Linked DNA regions of Homo sapiens: region 2 is linked to region 1. Evidence: chromatin loops called from intact Hi-C (ENCODE). Cell type or tissue: tibial artery. All regions are shown on one strand. Each heading gives the region's core, and the rest is flanking DNA. Links, peaks and the distances in the headings are about the cores only.

Region 1 (8,275 bases), core at 276-8,275:
CTTAAGGAGTGGCAGATGCTACCACAAAGCCACTAGTCATTATTTGTGAACACTTTTGAGGTACAAAAGCCCCTGAAAACTAGAAAGGTAAAAATGTAGCAGCCACTTTTTAAAAAGGAAAAGGAGATAACTTAGGTAATCGGAGAATTAGAGGAGTAGTTAGTTTACAGTGACCTGTGACAATCTCAGATAATCCAAAGACTGGATTTTGAATTATTCCAGATAATTGATTATAGCTCAGAACCCATATTTCCCTCTACAAGTGAGGTAATTAGCAGGTGGCTCTATGAGAGATTTAGGTTATTCTAGGACAGGCTACTTTGATAAAGAACAAGAAATGAAATATTCTGTCTTGTCTAAAGTAAGGCTTTGATTGTGTCCCAAAAGATAGTCCTGTAAACAAAGCAGTAATTCCTTAGATGGTTCTGTCTAAACTGAGTGTCATTTTTCACTTGGGGGTATATGTTAAATGATGTTTATTAAGCAAAAATGTATATATAATGTAATGTAAAAATGTTAAAAATATATATATATATGGTTTTTTTTTGAGACAGGGTCCCACTCTGTCATCCAGGTTAGAGTGCAGTGACTTGATCCTGGCTTACTGCAGCCTCAACTTCCTGGGCTCAAGCAATCCTCCCACCTCAGCCTCCCAAATAGCTAGGACTACAGGCCCATGCTACTACCCTGGCTGATTTAAAAAAAATTGTTTTGTAGAGACAGGGTCTAACTGTATTGCCCAGGCTGGTCTCGAACTCCTGGACTCAAGCAATCCTCTTGCTTCAGCCTCCCAAAGTGCTGGGATTACACGTGTAAGCCGCTGTCAGGCCCTAAAGTGCATTTCTGTGGTACTGTGCTAATTGCTGAGGGGAAGATATGGAATGGTTCTTGACCACTAGGATTCTTTTAATCTAGAAGAGCAGATAACTACAAACAAATAACAACAGTGTGTAATAGTAGATGAATTTGGTCCTGTAGACATGTTTGATTTGGTTTTGTGGTTTTTCTAAATGTTTCGAATTTGCATACCTTTAGATGAGACTTAAACTCTATAATGATCCTGCCTACGGTAAATACCCTGCCTGCCATACTTATTCTTGTTACCTGCCTGGACCCTGAAGGCATTTAAGTATTTGTATCAGTTTGGAGCATGGGTAAGATTTTAATCAGCAGAGATGAGGATAAGGAAGAATTGGTATAAACCCATGCACAGAAGGCAGAAAGCTGAAGTTATATTCAGACATTCAGATAATGACCCAGAAGATGGAATATAAAATCATATTTATTCATCTTATGTTAATAAGGATGCTTATTTTTGGTTTAAAATAATGTTTGGTTTACATGTGTTTTGAATGTATATTCTGGGGAAAAATGTAATTTCTTCTAGAAGCAGTTAGTGTCAGTTTCCTTTACTTAAATTTCGATCTTCAGCTGTATCTGGGCTGTAGCTTTTTACCTAATACTTCACCTTGCATTATCTAACTCTCTAAGAAGTACTTTGTATTTCCCTCTGAAAATTGTTTTTGGTATAATTAACATAACTCTTACAGTAACCTACCTTTGTAATAGAACATTTAGTATACTATTTGTGACCTGCGTACTTTAGAACTATGATATTATTAATCTCTGGCTTATAGTCCATGATGACTGTATTTCTTTTTATAAAGAGCAATTTTTTTTTTTTTTTTTGGATCATGGCTCACTGCAGCCTTGAACTCCTGGGCTCAAGTGATCTTCCCACTTCAGGCTTCCGAGTAGCTGGGATTACAGTTGCGTACCATCTTACCTGGCCGATTTTTTAAAATTTATTTTTTGTAGAGATAGGGTCTCACCATATTACCCCTGTTAGTGTCAAACTCCTGGGCTTAAGTGATCTCCTGCCTCAGCCTCCCAAAGTGTTGGGATTATAGGCGAGAGCCTCTGTACCCAGCAAGATAATCTTTTAGAGAGATTTCTAGAACTTTATGATACTTCAGTTCTTGTAATTCCTACAAGCTTTTCATGGCTTTTAACTTTTGATTTCTTAGTTCATTATGGAGCAGATCTTGAGCTTTGTTTTACCCAGAGTATTGATCAAATGGTAATCTGTGATTTGCATGCGTATAAGGCACAATACATATCCTAAAGCCTAATACTCTTTTTTAAAAAAAAAAAAATCACAGTAATATATAATGAAAAAACCTGATGAAAAGTAACCAGGTGAATTAGTGCTTTTTGCTAATTTAATGAGATGCTTAGCACACAAATCCCTCTTTTATTTTTTGGTTGATTTTTAAGTACTAAATGTAAAGAAAATAATAAAACAAGAATATAAAGAATAAAACAACTTCTTTTGATTGCCACATTAACATCTAAAATAAATAATGGAAATTATATATATATTTTTAAAAAATTATAATTTATTGGCTTCTCTGGCCATTTTATTATACCTTTTCCTTCATTATAACTAAATACTATTAATAAATTATATTGGTTAGTCTTATTTGCTTTTTCCCTTCTGCATTAGTAGTGACATTGGATAATGAGTTGGATGCTATATGCAGTGTAACTAACATTAGAAATGTTTAGGTCAAGATAATGGATTATTGGAATTTTGTTTATTAGAGCAGGAAGAAGTTAACTAGGGAGGACACCTTTATGGTGATAGCTCTAACTTTATCTATTGCCTACATATTTGAAGCCCATAAAAATATACATGTATTTCCCTTGCTTTAAATGAGCAAAATTAAATGTAACTTTTTTCTTAAATATTGAATAAATGTTTCTATTATAAGATAGTTGTATTAATCAGGGTTATTAACAGAAAATTGACAGGAACTGATAGAAAAAGCAACTCAAACTTTCTTAAACAATAAAGGAAAAATTATTGGCCAGTGACACTGAGATGTCCAAAGATAGGGCACTGCTGCTCAGTAGATGTCACCATGGATCCAGAGTCTCTCCATCTTTTAACTCTGCTTTATGCAATTTTGGCCTCATCGTCAGACTACTTATAGTGGCCCAGCAGTTCCCAGCAGCTCTAGGCTGTCTCAGTCTGGTAGCAAAATGACTGCCTGCTCACAGTCCCAAACCTCACATCGTCATGTCCTGTCATCTAAAGGAAGAGAAACTGTCTCCCTCCACCAGCTGCTGTATAATTTTTTTGTAAGAGGATGGGACTGGTAATTGACTTAAACTTAGCAAGACCCAACCTTGGAGCTAGGTATCAGTTCAGTCTTACCCAAATGAGATAGCTGTGAATGGGGGCAGGGTGATTTTCCAAAATGTATTTAGGAATTATTCCAAGAGGGGGAATGGACAATAGACAGTAAATCGTATATGTTTACTAAAATCTTTAGCTATTACTACTTAGCTTTTATTCAAAACACACATGTTTATGCTCCAGGAGGTCTAGGTGGAATTTGTGCATGTATATGTTTTAAAAAGTTCCTCAGGTGGGTTCTGTTGCACACCTATGGTTGGGAACCACAGATAGTATATTTAATTCTTACACATTGAAATTTTTTTTAAAAGTTCTCAAATTATGCTAGATACATTTCTGCCTCCAGAGGGCACTATTTCCTTAACAAACAAAGGAAGAATTACTTTGTTTATAAACTGAATCCTTACATTTTATTTAAGAGTTAGCTGATATGCTGACTAGAATGTCAAGAGTTGATAATGCTCTTGACCTCCTGGTAAGGTCATAAGATTGAGAATATTCTGGGTTCAACTGTAGAACTCCCGAAGAAGTTCTAACTAATTTCCTTAGCAATTACTAAATCGTTAGTAATCATTAGTAATCATCTCTTAGGAATGTCTTACCAAATAATTTAGTGTATTCCTATGTATAACTACAGGAAAAGTTACATTGAAAGCCTTTTCTATCTTTTCTTTCTATCCTTGCTCCCATTTCTTTAAAAAGAAAATATAGTGAGCCAGTTCATGCAGCTATAAAGATCAGACACATATGTTTTCTAATGATTATATTTGTCTGGATTATAAAATAAGCAGAATTCTTAGTCCTTAGAAAAGTCCTTTCAACTGTTGACTTTAATCATATTCCTGCTCGGGAGTGCTGTCTGAAATTTTTCTTTGACACAGTACAGCCCGTGATTCCCTGACATAGATTTATTTGCTTCCTATTATAGCCCGTGGAAAGCATTAATAAACCTTAAAAAATATTAGGTACCCTTCCCCGAAAGTTTTTTAACATCTTGAGAAAAGGTTATTTTAACTTAGATATTTTATGGGAAAAGTGGAACCTGCTTGTGGTGTCACCTCAGAAAAACAGACTTATCAACAAAGTTCTAGTGACAATAACAAAAAGCAATAAATAAATTTTTATGTTTTCCCTTTTATTTTTGCTTAGTTCCTTTTAGAAAGTGGTGTTTTCTGAACCACTTTTTCCCTAAACGTGGTCTAGAAAGCATGTAATTATAATTATTATTATTATTATTATTATTATTATACTTTTAGGGTACATGTGCACAATGTGCAGGTTAGTTACATATGTATACATGTGCCATGCTGGTGTGCTGCACCCATTAACTCGTCATTTAGCATTAGGTATATCTCCTAATGCTATCCCTCCCCCCTCCCCCCACCCCACATCAGTCCCCAGAGTGTGATGTTCCCCTTCCTGTGTCCATGTGTTCTCATTGTTCAATTCCCATCTATGAGTGAGAATATGCAGTGTTTGGTTTTTTGGTCCTTGCGATAGTTTACTGAGAATGATGATTTCCACTTTCATCCATGTCCCTACAAAGGACATGAACTCATCATTTTTTATGGCTGCATAGTATTCCATGATGTATATGTGCCACATTTTCTTAATCCAGTCTATCATTGTTGGACATTTGGGTTGGTTCCAAGTCTTTGCTATTGTGAATAGTGCCGCAGTAAACATACGTGTGCATGTGTCTTTATAGCAGCATGATTTATAGTCCTTTGGGTATATACCCAGTAATGGGATGGCTGGGTCAAATGGTATTTCTAGTTCTAGATCCCTGCGGAATCGCCACACTGACTTCCACAATGGTTGAACTAGTTTACAGTCCCACCAACAGTGTAAAAGTGTTCCTGTTTCTCCACATCCTCTCCAGCACCTGTTGTTTCCTGACTTTTTAATGATTGCCATTCTAACTGGTGTGAGATGGTATCTCATTGTGGTTTTGATTTGCATTTCTCTGATGGCCAGTGATGATGAGCATTTTTTCATGTGTCTTTTGGCTGCATAAATGTCTTCTTTTGAGAAGTGTCTGGTCATATCCTTCGCCCACTTTTTGATGGGGTTGTTTGTTTTTTTCTTGTAAATTTGTTTGAGTTCATTGTAGATTCTGGATATTAGCCCTTTGTCAGATGAGTAGGTTGCAAAAATTTTCTCCCATTTGTAGGTTGCCTGTTCACTCTGAAGGTAGTTTCTTTTGCTGTGCAGAAGCTTTTTAGTGTGATGGTGTGAATGGTTTTGTCATCATTTAAAATTTTCTTCTTTCAGATAAAAATAGTGTTTTTTCCCTCGTGACTTAAAAATTTCTAGATATTTGGTCTCTACCACCCCCTCAACTTTTGGTTAATATTTCAATTGTCCCATATTGCTTTTTTAAATCTAGGAAAATGTGAACTAACATCTTTATTTTATTTTAATAAAATTCTATAAACTAAAAAAGAGAATTAAAGCTGGATTTAAATTTGGTTTTAATAAAATACCCAGTTTTATATCAATCTAAAGTTAACCAAGTACTTTAGCTCTGTAAGTTTGGAGGAGGGGAGCTTCTTGAATCTGGCTTTTAAAAGCTTGTTATGCATCTTCTCTTCCTGCCTATATTAGAGGCATCCCAAAAAAGCAAAAGAAATCATAAATAGTGGTCTGAGTGCAGATAGGAAATGCAGCGAAAGATAGGAGCAATCAGACTCTCAATTTTCTTTGCCTGGCGATAGAAGGGAAGCAGGTTGAGTATTTATGAGATGATTGTACATAGTTCTGAGGTTTAGGGTTCTCTTATCCAGCTGCCTTCTGGAATTACTGCCTCTCTTCAGTTGTGTAGTGAACTATATTCATCTGCTTAGATTCAGTAAATGTAGTGAGACATGAATGAGGGAACTGATTATGAACACTGGGGCAAAATGCAAAATGGTAAATACATATTTTTATATTGCTTTGAGAAAATTGACTTACAAATGATGTCATTAAGGTGTGTTATCTTTAGTTCTGTAGGTCATAAGCATTTACCATCTTAGGTACCTGCCCCTAATGTTAATGAAGTTAAAGAGAAATAGGTGTTACTGCCATGAATTATACATGTTAAATATGACACCCCTTTCCACTGGTTAGTGTTTCACCTTTTTTTTTTTTTTTTTTTAAAGGCAAGGTCTTGCTCTGTCACCCAGGCTGCAGTGCAGTGGTGCAATCGTAGCTTACTGCAGCCTCAAACTCCTGAGCTCAAGCGATCCTCCCACCTCAGCCTCCTGAGTAGCTAGGACTATAGGCACAAGCCACCATGACCAGCTAAACTTTTTATTTTTTGGTAGAGACAGAGTCTCACTATGTTGCCCAGGCAGTTATTTAACTCCTGGCCTCAAGTGATCCTCCTGCCTCAGCCTCCCAAACTGCTGGGATTATAGGCATAAACCACTGTGCCTGCCATGTTTTACATAAAAAAAATTCTGTTAATGTTTAATACCCATTTTTTTCTCCCTTACGTAAAAATAACTACACTAAGTTAAGCCAACTTGGGCAATTTGGAAGGCTTGGAATTGTGATATATTAATAGTCTCCATACAGTTCTTTTAGTAAGACATTTATTGAGCATTACTAGGTAAAAAAACATAAGTAAGTATAAGAAAACTAATTTGTTTTAGCCCCTTCTGGGTGCCAATTACTGTTAGGTACTTTGTTTTAATTATAGAAGCTTGTATAATGCTCAAAACAGCCCTGTGAGATGGGGATGATTCTCATTTCATAAATAAGAAATTAAGTTAATTTGCTTAAGATGTAAAGATAAGTGAAATAGTGGGAATCAGACACCTTCCCATTTTCCCAAAACCGTTTTGTTTTTTTCTATTAAGTAAGTGGAAGTATTAACCCATATTCTTTATGAGTCATTTCTTCGTTACTCATTATTAGCAGGAATGGATTTTTTAAATGGCTACAAATTCCTTGACACTTCTCTCATTGAGAAGTGGGGACCTGTATCCCCTTCTCTTGATCTGGGCAGACTTGTGACAGCTTTGACCAAGAGAGTACAGTAAAAATCATTTGAGACTTTAGACTTCTGAGGCTAGGACATAAAAGGCAATGTGTTATTGCCTTTATTCCAAGCATGGAGCACACATGCTTGGAGCCCTGTGCTGCCATGTAAGAAGCCCAGTTACTCTTTAGCCACTTTAGTGCTTTGAGGAAACACTAAAGTGCTTGGCTTTGAGGCAGCCAAGCAACATGGAAAGGCTACCCATCCCCGGTGCCAGACATATGAGTGAGGAAGCCTCCAGATGATTCTAATCCCCAGCTATTGAGTCTTATTGCCAGCCTTCAAGTCTTTTCCAGCTGAGGTCACAGATGCTGTAGTACAAAGTCATCTCCACTGTTTCCTGACCCATAGAACCTGTGAGTATAACAAAATATTTGTTATTTTAAGCCACTAACTCAAAAATAGTAACTGGAACAGCCACCACATAAATACTTCTTCTAGATTCCTATTTTTCCATATCACCATGTAGCTTTTCCTCCATGAAACCCTATTTCTAACCAACATGATCTCTTCTTATTTGGTATACCTTTACTATACATGTAGTTAGTATTAATTTGTGCATGTTTATTCATTTTGGGATTATTGTATTTTCTTTCTTTTATTTTTATTTATTTATTTTTTTGAGATGGAGTTTCACTCTGTTGCCCAGGCTGGAGTGCAGTGGCGCGATCTCAGCTCACTGCAACCTCTGCCTTCCGGGTTCAAGCAATTCTCATGCCTCAGCCTCCTGAGTAGCTGGGATTATAGGCGTACACCACCACGCCCGGCTAATTTTTGTATTTTTGGTAGAGACAGGGTTTCACCATGTTGGCCAGGCTGGTCTCGAACTTCTGACGTCAGGTGATCCACCCACCTTGGCCTCCCAAAGAGCTGGGATTACAGATGTGAGCCACCGCACCTGGTCGACTATTGTATTTTCTATCCTTATCTAGATTTTCTGTCCTCAACTAGATTATAAACTTTTTTCAAGACAGGGGTGATTTCCTTTTTTCATTTAACAAGTGCTCATCTACTGCTTACTATGTGCCAAGCACTGTTCTCGGTGC
Region 2 (8,313 bases), core at 314-8,313, 97 kb after region 1:
GAAAAACATATGCCTCTACTCATAAGTATTTTTTTCTATTTAGACTTGAATGATAATCTGTTTTTTGATCAGTATATGGCTTTGGAATTCAATCATGTCTGATATGGTAGTATTTCACTACCATTTTCTGACTTTTAGCTTTTATTTTCACCTCAATGTGATTTAAGCAGACCAAAATTTCTAATTCTGCTAATTCTGAAGGGGAAATAGACAAATCTTAAAAGCTGCCTGAAATCAAACTTGATTTAACTCAGTAAGAATGTGAATTATTTGTTCTACTTGGGTGGTTTAATTTAATCGTTCTGAATATGAACAAAAGGTTTTGGATTTTCTAAAGATGCAGTGTTGTTTCTGTTCATCAGGGTTAATATTTCTAACTATATTGCTTGTAGGTGACCCCATTCTGGATTTGTTTGGTTTGGTTTGGTTCCAGTTAAAAGAGAGGACAGGAACTAAATGGGGCTAACCACTTCAGGTGCAGCTTGTGCGAGGGTAGATGGTTCCTGCACACAGAAGTTACCACAGGGGTCAGGTTACTTTCTTCAAATAGCAGATTTCAGTACTTTATCCTCATTGTGGAAACAAGCCAAACCAAATGAACTCTGGAAAACCTAAAACAAATGTACATTTTCCTTTGTGTATGTTTCCGTGGTCCAAATGGCAATATAAATCCAGTCTTTATTCTCCCTTTGTTGTATTTATGCTGAATCTTCCCTTTGCCTTTTCAGGATTTAGGCCTGTAAGAAACTATGCCTGATTCTGTAAAATAAGTGTAAAGAATTATATGTACATCTCTGGATTTTGTGATGAAATATTAAAAATATTGAGCAAGTTGTTGAAAATGCATTACTATTTTGTCTATTCAGAGCTTACTGATTTAAAACAAGTGCTTCCTGGAGAAAAGGCATATTATTTCCTAGTTACTGGAATGGGAGTGGCACCAAAACAGTATATATACATACACACACACACACACACACATATATATACATATGCGCACTTGTTCTCTCGATCATCTCTTAATCCAAAGTATTTAATGTTTTTAAAAATATTACATGAAAAGCATGGTAGTTCTTCAGGCACGGTGAAATCTGGAGGAGAGGAGCGGTGAACAGCTAGCTCTCTTTGAAGACTGGAATGGGGCTGCCCTTCGCGCCTTACCCAGCCTTCCAGCGTACTTGGGGTGTCTTCCCTGCTTTGGCTGAGACGTCCCGGGATTCAGAGAGATACTGCCTTTGCACTGCCTGGAGGAGACCACTGTGGGACCTCTTTACTCTTACCAATAATATAAACACCCTGCACCCCTCCACACACACCCCAGGTTGCACTGTAGGGACAAGAACGAGTGAGTCCTGAGGCATTTGGAACCCTTGAATGGGACGCACAAAGCCCAAAACGCAACAATGTAGATTGACAAGAGTCGTCGGGCAAACTCGGGGGAGGGAGGGAAGGATGTGCAGGGAAGGATGAATTCGGTCCTTGAGACCGGAAAGGTGCTCGTGGGTATCCGCTTCTGGAGGCTTAGGACGTCTTTATGAAGCCTAGGGCAGTAGTGGAACTGCCATCTTTGGAAGGATACCTGACGTGGTAGATCAGAGAGCCGGGAGAGGTGGGGAGCTGTCGGAGAATCTCGGCTGCGCTATCCCTCCTGGGCTTTTGCGATGCCAACGCAGGCGTCGACGACTGCAGTTTCCCTGAAATAGTCGGAGCAAAGGAGAGAAAAGCCCAGTTCTTTCACCTTGGAGTGGCGAGAGAAAGGCACCTAGAAGCTCGAGGGCGGGGACGGCAGAGGGAGCCAGCGGCCGGGGGTGGGCCAGGAGCACTGCGGGGCGCAAGCCCGGGTCAGTTCTGCGCGTTGGGTTCGCCCACTTTCTGAGCGCCTGCGAAGAGCGGGGAAGCTCTGGCGCGAACCCGCAGGCCCCGCCCGAGGACGCTCGCGGGGCGAGCCCCCAGCCCAGCTCGAGCCGCCCCGGCGCCTGCCACTCCCTACTCAGAGCCCCTCCGTGAGCGCGCCGCTGCCCACCGCCTCCAATCACCACTCTGCGTGGAGCGCTTTAAATATGCAAAGACACGTCACGTTGTGTGAACCGGGATCGGTCCGTAGGGGGGGAGCCAATATCTATATAAACGTGTCCAGCGTGGGCCAAGAAGGGTTAAACGACTGGAGGAGGGACAGGTGGGGCGGGGGTCTGCAGACCAGGTTGGCAACACTGGTGAGTTGCTCTTCTTTCGCCCTCCTTCCCTTCTTCTATCCAAAGGGTGCTGAGCCCGGGAGGAGGTGGGAGGTGCCCCGCGGAGCCGGGAGTGAGCGTTCCCGAGGCAGCAGGCACCTTCGAGAGGGACTGGCATTTGGGCCCAGGAGCCAGGAAAAAGTCCTGAGCGTGCCGGCCTCGAGGAAGGCACGTTCCCTAAGGGCGCACGGTCACTGCAGTCTTTCACCGTCCGTCTGTTTTTAGAACAGAGTTCTGGCCTGAGCTTATAAATCTCGGGCTTTGCCCCCAAACCCCAGGCCTTTTGCGGACGGAACAGGTGAGCACTGCGCACTGCTCGCGCCCCGGTTCTTGCGTCCCCTGCTCTCCCTGCGCTCTGAGCGGCCTGGCCCCCGCGGGCTCATCATGTTCCCTTGGGGGCTGAGCTGCCTGTCAGTGCTGGGGGCGGCGGGCACTGCTCTCCTGTGCGCGGGCCTGCTGCTCAGCCTGGCCCAGCACCTCTGGACCCTCCGCTGGATGCTGAGCCGGGACCGGGCCTCCACCCTGCCTCTGCCCAAGGGCTCCATGGGGTGGCCCTTCTTCGGCGAAACGCTGCACTGGTTAGTTCAGGTGAGCAGTCCTTCGACCCCGAGCGCTAATACGGTCCCTTCTTCCCCCGGCTCCCACTGGACCCTCCTCAGTCTCAATGCCCATGGGATTTGTAGCCAGTCCCTGCCCATCGCCCACGACCCCGGGAAGCGCGCACAACTCTCGCCTTTACCTAGATACTCCGTTCCCTCGAAGGGACCTCAAGTCACTGGAATTCCCCCCAGAGCAACTCCCAGACACAACGCAGGGGGTAAACATAAGGGGTTTTAGGAAGGGGTCTGAGGAGCACGTCCTGCAAGGGTAGAAAAGGAGCCTGGAGCTTGGCCCAGCTGTGAGCCCTTGGGCCCTCACTTCTTCACTCTGAGTCTGTTTCCTCATCTCACCAATAGGAACAGGAGCATGTACATTCCCGTAGAGTAGATACCAGGCCCACTGGGGATCTTGTTTTGTAAACGCGCCAGCCAGGGACAGGAAGTTGTGATCAAAAGGCAGCTGGAAGGTCTGGGTCAGATCCCAGCCCAGGCCCAGAAGTTCCAGCTCTCCACCCTCCGCCTCGCCCGCAGGGCTCGCGCTTCCACAGTTCTCGCCGAGAGCGCTATGGGACAGTGTTCAAGACGCACCTGCTGGGCAGGCCAGTGATCCGCGTGAGCGGCGCGGAGAACGTGCGCACCATCCTGCTGGGCGAGCACCGCCTGGTGCGCAGCCAGTGGCCGCAGAGTGCGCACATCCTGCTGGGCTCGCACACACTGCTAGGTGCGGTCGGCGAGCCGCACCGGCGGCGGCGCAAGGTGAGTGGAAACGGGAATGGACCGTAGATACGTCGGATCCGCGGTCCCCGGCATCTGCCATGGGCCAGGCCGGGGCCCCGGTGTTGGATACACTGTGAACCCGACCAAGGTCCCTGGTAACTAGCGGGTGGCCTTGGGCGGGTCCGTTACCTTCAGCTTCGGTTTATAAAGTTAGGACTGCGCTAAAAGATTCTTTCATCTCCCATCTTCCGTGGCTGTGATAGCAGAAGCGCTGGAGACTCAGACCTAGAAAGGGGCCAGGGAAGACTTCTTAGAGGAGATGGCAGCTGGAGCCTGGATGGTTGGGAGGGACTGTGTGCATCAGAGCAGAACTGGGGGAAATGGCGAAAGCAAAAGCCAGGAAGTTTAGGTCTGGGCCGCTTGGAAGAGGGAGAAAGGACCGGAACTGGCCTTCTGGCTACTCCGGAATCGCCAAGCAGATGAGGCCAGACCGCCGCCAGCGCTGATCACGCGCGCTCCCACAGGTCCTGGCGCGCGTGTTCAGCCGCGCCGCGCTGGAGCGCTACGTGCCGCGCCTGCAGGGGGCGCTGCGGCATGAGGTGCGCTCCTGGTGCGCGGCGGGCGGGCCGGTCTCAGTCTACGACGCCTCCAAAGCGCTCACCTTCCGCATGGCCGCGCGCATCCTGCTGGGGTTGCGGCTGGACGAGGCGCAGTGCGCCACGCTGGCCCGGACCTTCGAGCAGCTCGTGGAGAACCTCTTCTCACTGCCTCTGGACGTTCCCTTCAGTGGCCTACGCAAGGTACGGCCGCCCCGGCTCCAGACCTTCCTCCGAGGCTCCGCGGCGCGGGCGGGCCTCCCAGACCCAGACGGGACGCCCTCGGCGCACCCCGCGCGTCCGTCACCTCTGCTGGGAACGGCGGCAGGGCCCGGGGGTGGGAGGCGTTGTGGCGGTGGCGTGGCGGTGGGCTCTGGGCCTGGCCTCTGTGCTGGTTCGCTGGTGTGACCTGGGGCTGGCCACACGACCTCCGTGGGACGCGCCTGCCGCGACGCGCTCCAGCCTGAGCAAGCGCGGGCCGCCAGAGTTTGGGGTCTCGGTGGCAGGCGTCCTGCCAGTCGGTCGGACTCCTTCCCACAGCGGCGCCCCTGGGGCCGGCCTCCATCACCTCTTCGGAAGCCCAGATGGCTGCGGAACCGAGGAGAGCGTGAGGGCTGCAGATGAGCCCCGGTCCAGCCCAGCGCCAGCCCCGGACCCAGGGGTGTGGGCGTCAGCTCCACCAGCCCTGGACCCGCTAGGTTTCGGGATCAGAGAACTGCTGCTTCTCCAGACTTCAGAACAATGGGCAGGACCCGGAGAGCAGCTAGGATGCCCCATCCCGCCTTTTGGTCCCCCTATTCTGGGACTTCCCACTGTTTGATTCCCTGGTTTTCAGTCACCTGCATAAAAATAATATGTGTAAAGGATCATGCTATAGGCTGATCACCGTGGATACGTTTTCTGATCTAATCCTCGCAGCCTGCAAAGTGTTATGATTCTCATTTTATTGGCCAAACTTATTTTATTGACTTACCCAAGATCACACCGTTAGTAGGGGCACGAACAGGACTTTAACCTCATCTCCTCCGACTATGGAACTCAAGTGCTGAATTACAGTGCTTTCCCCGGGGGAATGCTTTTGCTGCGGCTATTCCCTGAACTCTGGAGAGGCATCCCCTATTGCCCACGCTCTTACAGAGGCTAATGCTTACAAATCCAATAGTGTCCTCTAAGTCAGAGCTTTGCTGGGTGCATCAAGGTACCCCAGCCTGAGCCTAGTACAGGGAAAGGGCAATGGGCTGACCCTAGCCGCACTGGGCTCTGTGCCAGGCATGGACATGGACAGCTGTGTGACTCTGGGCAATTGCTTGACCTCTCTGAACTTCAGCATCCTCTCCTCAGGATGACAGTAACTCTGCTGTGGCTCAGAGGGGGATTGTGATAATCAAGACAGAATGATGTTTGTGGACAGTGGACATATCCCCGACCATTTACTGAGCCCAGCCATATGCCAGGCCAGGAGCTAAGCTGGGAAGCTGTTAACACAAGGATGTTGGCAGAGCCAGTGCTGAGAAGGTTTTCTGGGTAAGTGGCCGGGCTTGGCCCCCTTAGCCTTCCTGCCCCATCTTTCTTCTCTCCCTGAACATCAGGGCATCCGGGCAAGGGACCAGCTGCATCGGCACCTGGAGGGGGCCATTTCTGAGAAGCTTCACGAGGACAAGGCTGCAGAGCCGGGTGATGCCCTCGACCTAATCATTCACAGTGCAAGGGAGCTGGGCCATGAGCCCTCCATGCAGGAGCTGAAGGTAGGTGCTGACAGGCCGCTCCTTCTCCCCTCTTTTGCATTCCCAGCAGGTCCCTACACCAATGCTGCATCCCCAGAGCCACATCTTGTGTGGCCCCACTTTGAGGCACAGGCAGTCCTCAAGATGAGGGGCAAGAGGAGACCTGGGTTCCAGTAATGACTCAGCCACACTCACTACCTCTGCAGCCTTCAGCCTCCAGCCAGCCTTGTCAGTAGGAGAACTGAAGGCAAGAATCCTAGGCCCATCTTTGCAGGTTTCTGGCCACAAATGGCTCTCTCTCCTTTCCTTCCCCCACTGCCCTTCTCTGCCACTCCATGCCTTTGCCTCTGCTGTCCCCCTGCCTACAAAGCCCTCATTATTCATTTTTTCTAGAAACTCTAAGGGGCTCAGGATCAAACTCCACATCCTCAAAGCTCCCTTCTTCCTTCCAAAATCACCTCTCTCCTTCTATGAGCTACCTTGGCACCTGGTACCTCTATCCGTCTGTCTTGTTGCTGTGGATCTCCTGGAGAATTAGGACCCCTCCCCTTGTACACACATCGCACATACAGTGGAGGGGAGGTGGTAAGCTTTGGAATGGCCCCAGGACTTGCTTGAGCACCCAAAAAGGAGTGGAGAAGTTAGGGGGAGGGGAAGTTAGAAATAGGGAGACCTCAATCTTCCATAAGCAACTCTTACGCATCCTTTCTCTGGGCCTCAGTTTCCCACTTTCTACCAGAGACATCCCTGAAGGGTAGGCCTCAGCTTTAGCTTCTTTTCTGAGATTGGAACTAATAAGAGCATGAGCAATGGGCTCTTCTTGCGCAGAGCAGACCAAGAAGACATTTAGTGACTCCCTGGGACCATTCCGATAGGGAGAGGATGAAGCCATGATGCCGGCATTGGTACGAGGCTGGCACTGCTGCTGCAGGTGCCTTTGTTGCACTGCAGCCATTGTCAGGCTGTTCCACTGGGGTTGGCGGCCGCACCACCAGGTGGTGAAGAGCACTGGACTCCTGCCGGGAGTGCTAGCTGTAGGGACCTTGAGCACTACTCTGGAGTCTCCGTTTTCAACTCCATAAAACAAGAGCAGCAATTGTGCCTCACAGAGGGGAGGTGAGAACCGAATGAGTGAATATGCTTAAAGCACCAAGAAGAGTGCTTAGAGTAAGTTCCCGCATTCTCTCTGGGAACCATCGCAAGGCGGGTGGATAGATCCTAATGTTGCCTGTTGCTACAGCTGACTTTCCCAAATGGTGGACTTGAGATTTAATCGACTTCAAAACCGTACACACAGTCGCGGCGGTAATAGCACTTCCCTGCCCCCTGGCTTTTCGCAATAGTAAATTTGGGTGCTTTTCATCTCCACGGGGCCGTCGGGTCAGCGCCCCGGGCGACTCCACCGCCCGAGACTCAGTGCAGCCCGGGGCTGTCTTGCAGGAGTCGGCTGTGGAGCTCCTCTTCGCCGCCTTCTTCACCACGGCCAGTGCCAGCACCTCGCTCGTCCTGCTGCTACTGCAGCATCCGGCGGCCATCGCCAAGATTCGGGAGGAGCTGGTGGCGCAGGGGCTGGGGCGCGCGTGCGGCTGCGCGCCCGGGGCCGCTGGGGGCAGCGAGGGGCCCCCGCCCGACTGCGGCTGCGAGCCCGACCTCAGCCTCGCGGCGCTGGGCCGTCTGCGCTACGTCGACTGCGTGGTCAAGGAGGTGCTGCGCCTCCTGCCGCCAGTGTCCGGGGGCTACCGCACCGCCCTGCGCACCTTCGAGCTCGACGTAAGTGCGCCGTGCCAGCCCATGGCCAGCCTCCTGCCTCCTGCCGCCTGCCGCCTGCCGCCTGCCGCCTGCCGCGGCGGCGCCCAGGTGGGAGGAGGGCGGAGGGATTCGGACGGCGCGGTCACCTCTTTTGCCCTCAGAGCCTCAGCCTTCCGTCCTATAAAATGGGCTGAGCCTTGTTCCACCTCCCCGGATCCCCCGCTGAGGGACGCAAAGCCTGGCGAGACTGCAAGGTTAGGGATCTCGTACCCTTCAGCTTTTGGCAGCGGTTCGGAACGGTCAATTCAATGAGAGCGGAGTTTTAGAATAAAAATACTCTTCTATCCGTGCAGCACCCCCTCCCAGCCAGTGAGTGTGGATGGAGAACAAAGAGAACCCCTCAGTATGTCCTGTGCTCCACCCCTCTGGCTCCCTCACAAGATGAAGGAACCCCTCATTGCGACCGGTCCAGGGTTCTGGCTGGGGCCAGATTCCAGGGGAGGGGGGGATTAAAATACCGGGTAGACGCTTCATCTCTGATCAGGCCGGTTTGGGCTGAGCAAGGTTGAGGTCTAGAACTGACTCCATCTCCGTATGACCTTGGGCAGTTCCCTCTTCACTCTGGGCCTCAGTTTACTCTCTGCAAGGAAGCTGTCTTGGTCCTTTCCAGCTCTGACACTCCATCCAGGTGGGTCCG

The links. Peaks named below come from ENCODE experiments on the same cell type or tissue, not always from the same donor. Only the 100,000 strongest peaks of a DNase experiment are listed, where the experiment ranks them.
Region 2: it touches region 1 in a loop (2.5-fold over the local background); 3 of 110 quality-filtered maps call a loop at or near these places.

The regions. Positions count from the first base shown.
Region 1 is chr10:92,961,861-92,970,135 of GRCh38, forward strand. All of the region lies in intron 17 of EXOC6 (exocyst complex component 6), which reads left to right. Among named protein-coding and RNA genes, the nearest start is that of CYP26C1, 95 kb to the right of the region's middle. In tibial artery, for the core only: a CTCF peak has its summit at 3,542 (motif pointing right); no DNase peak of the experiment used is centred there.
Region 2 is chr10:93,058,649-93,066,961 of GRCh38, forward strand. It overlaps EXOC6 (exocyst complex component 6), which reads left to right. Exons shown (of 22, transcript NM_019053.6): 22 at 1-842. CYP26C1 (cytochrome P450 family 26 subfamily C member 1) reads left to right here and starts at 2,150. Exons shown (of 6, transcript NM_183374.3): 1 at 2,150-2,819; 2 at 3,362-3,586; 3 at 4,072-4,347; 4 at 5,733-5,888; 5 at 7,308-7,637. The coding sequence starts at 2,616. RefSeq lists enhancers at 2,168-3,077, 4,031-4,150, 4,161-4,330. In tibial artery, for the core only: a CTCF peak has its summit at 4,123 (motif pointing right); a DNase peak (open chromatin) is centred at 6,903; H3K4me3 peaks cover 2,251 bases; H3K27me3 peaks cover 7,269 bases.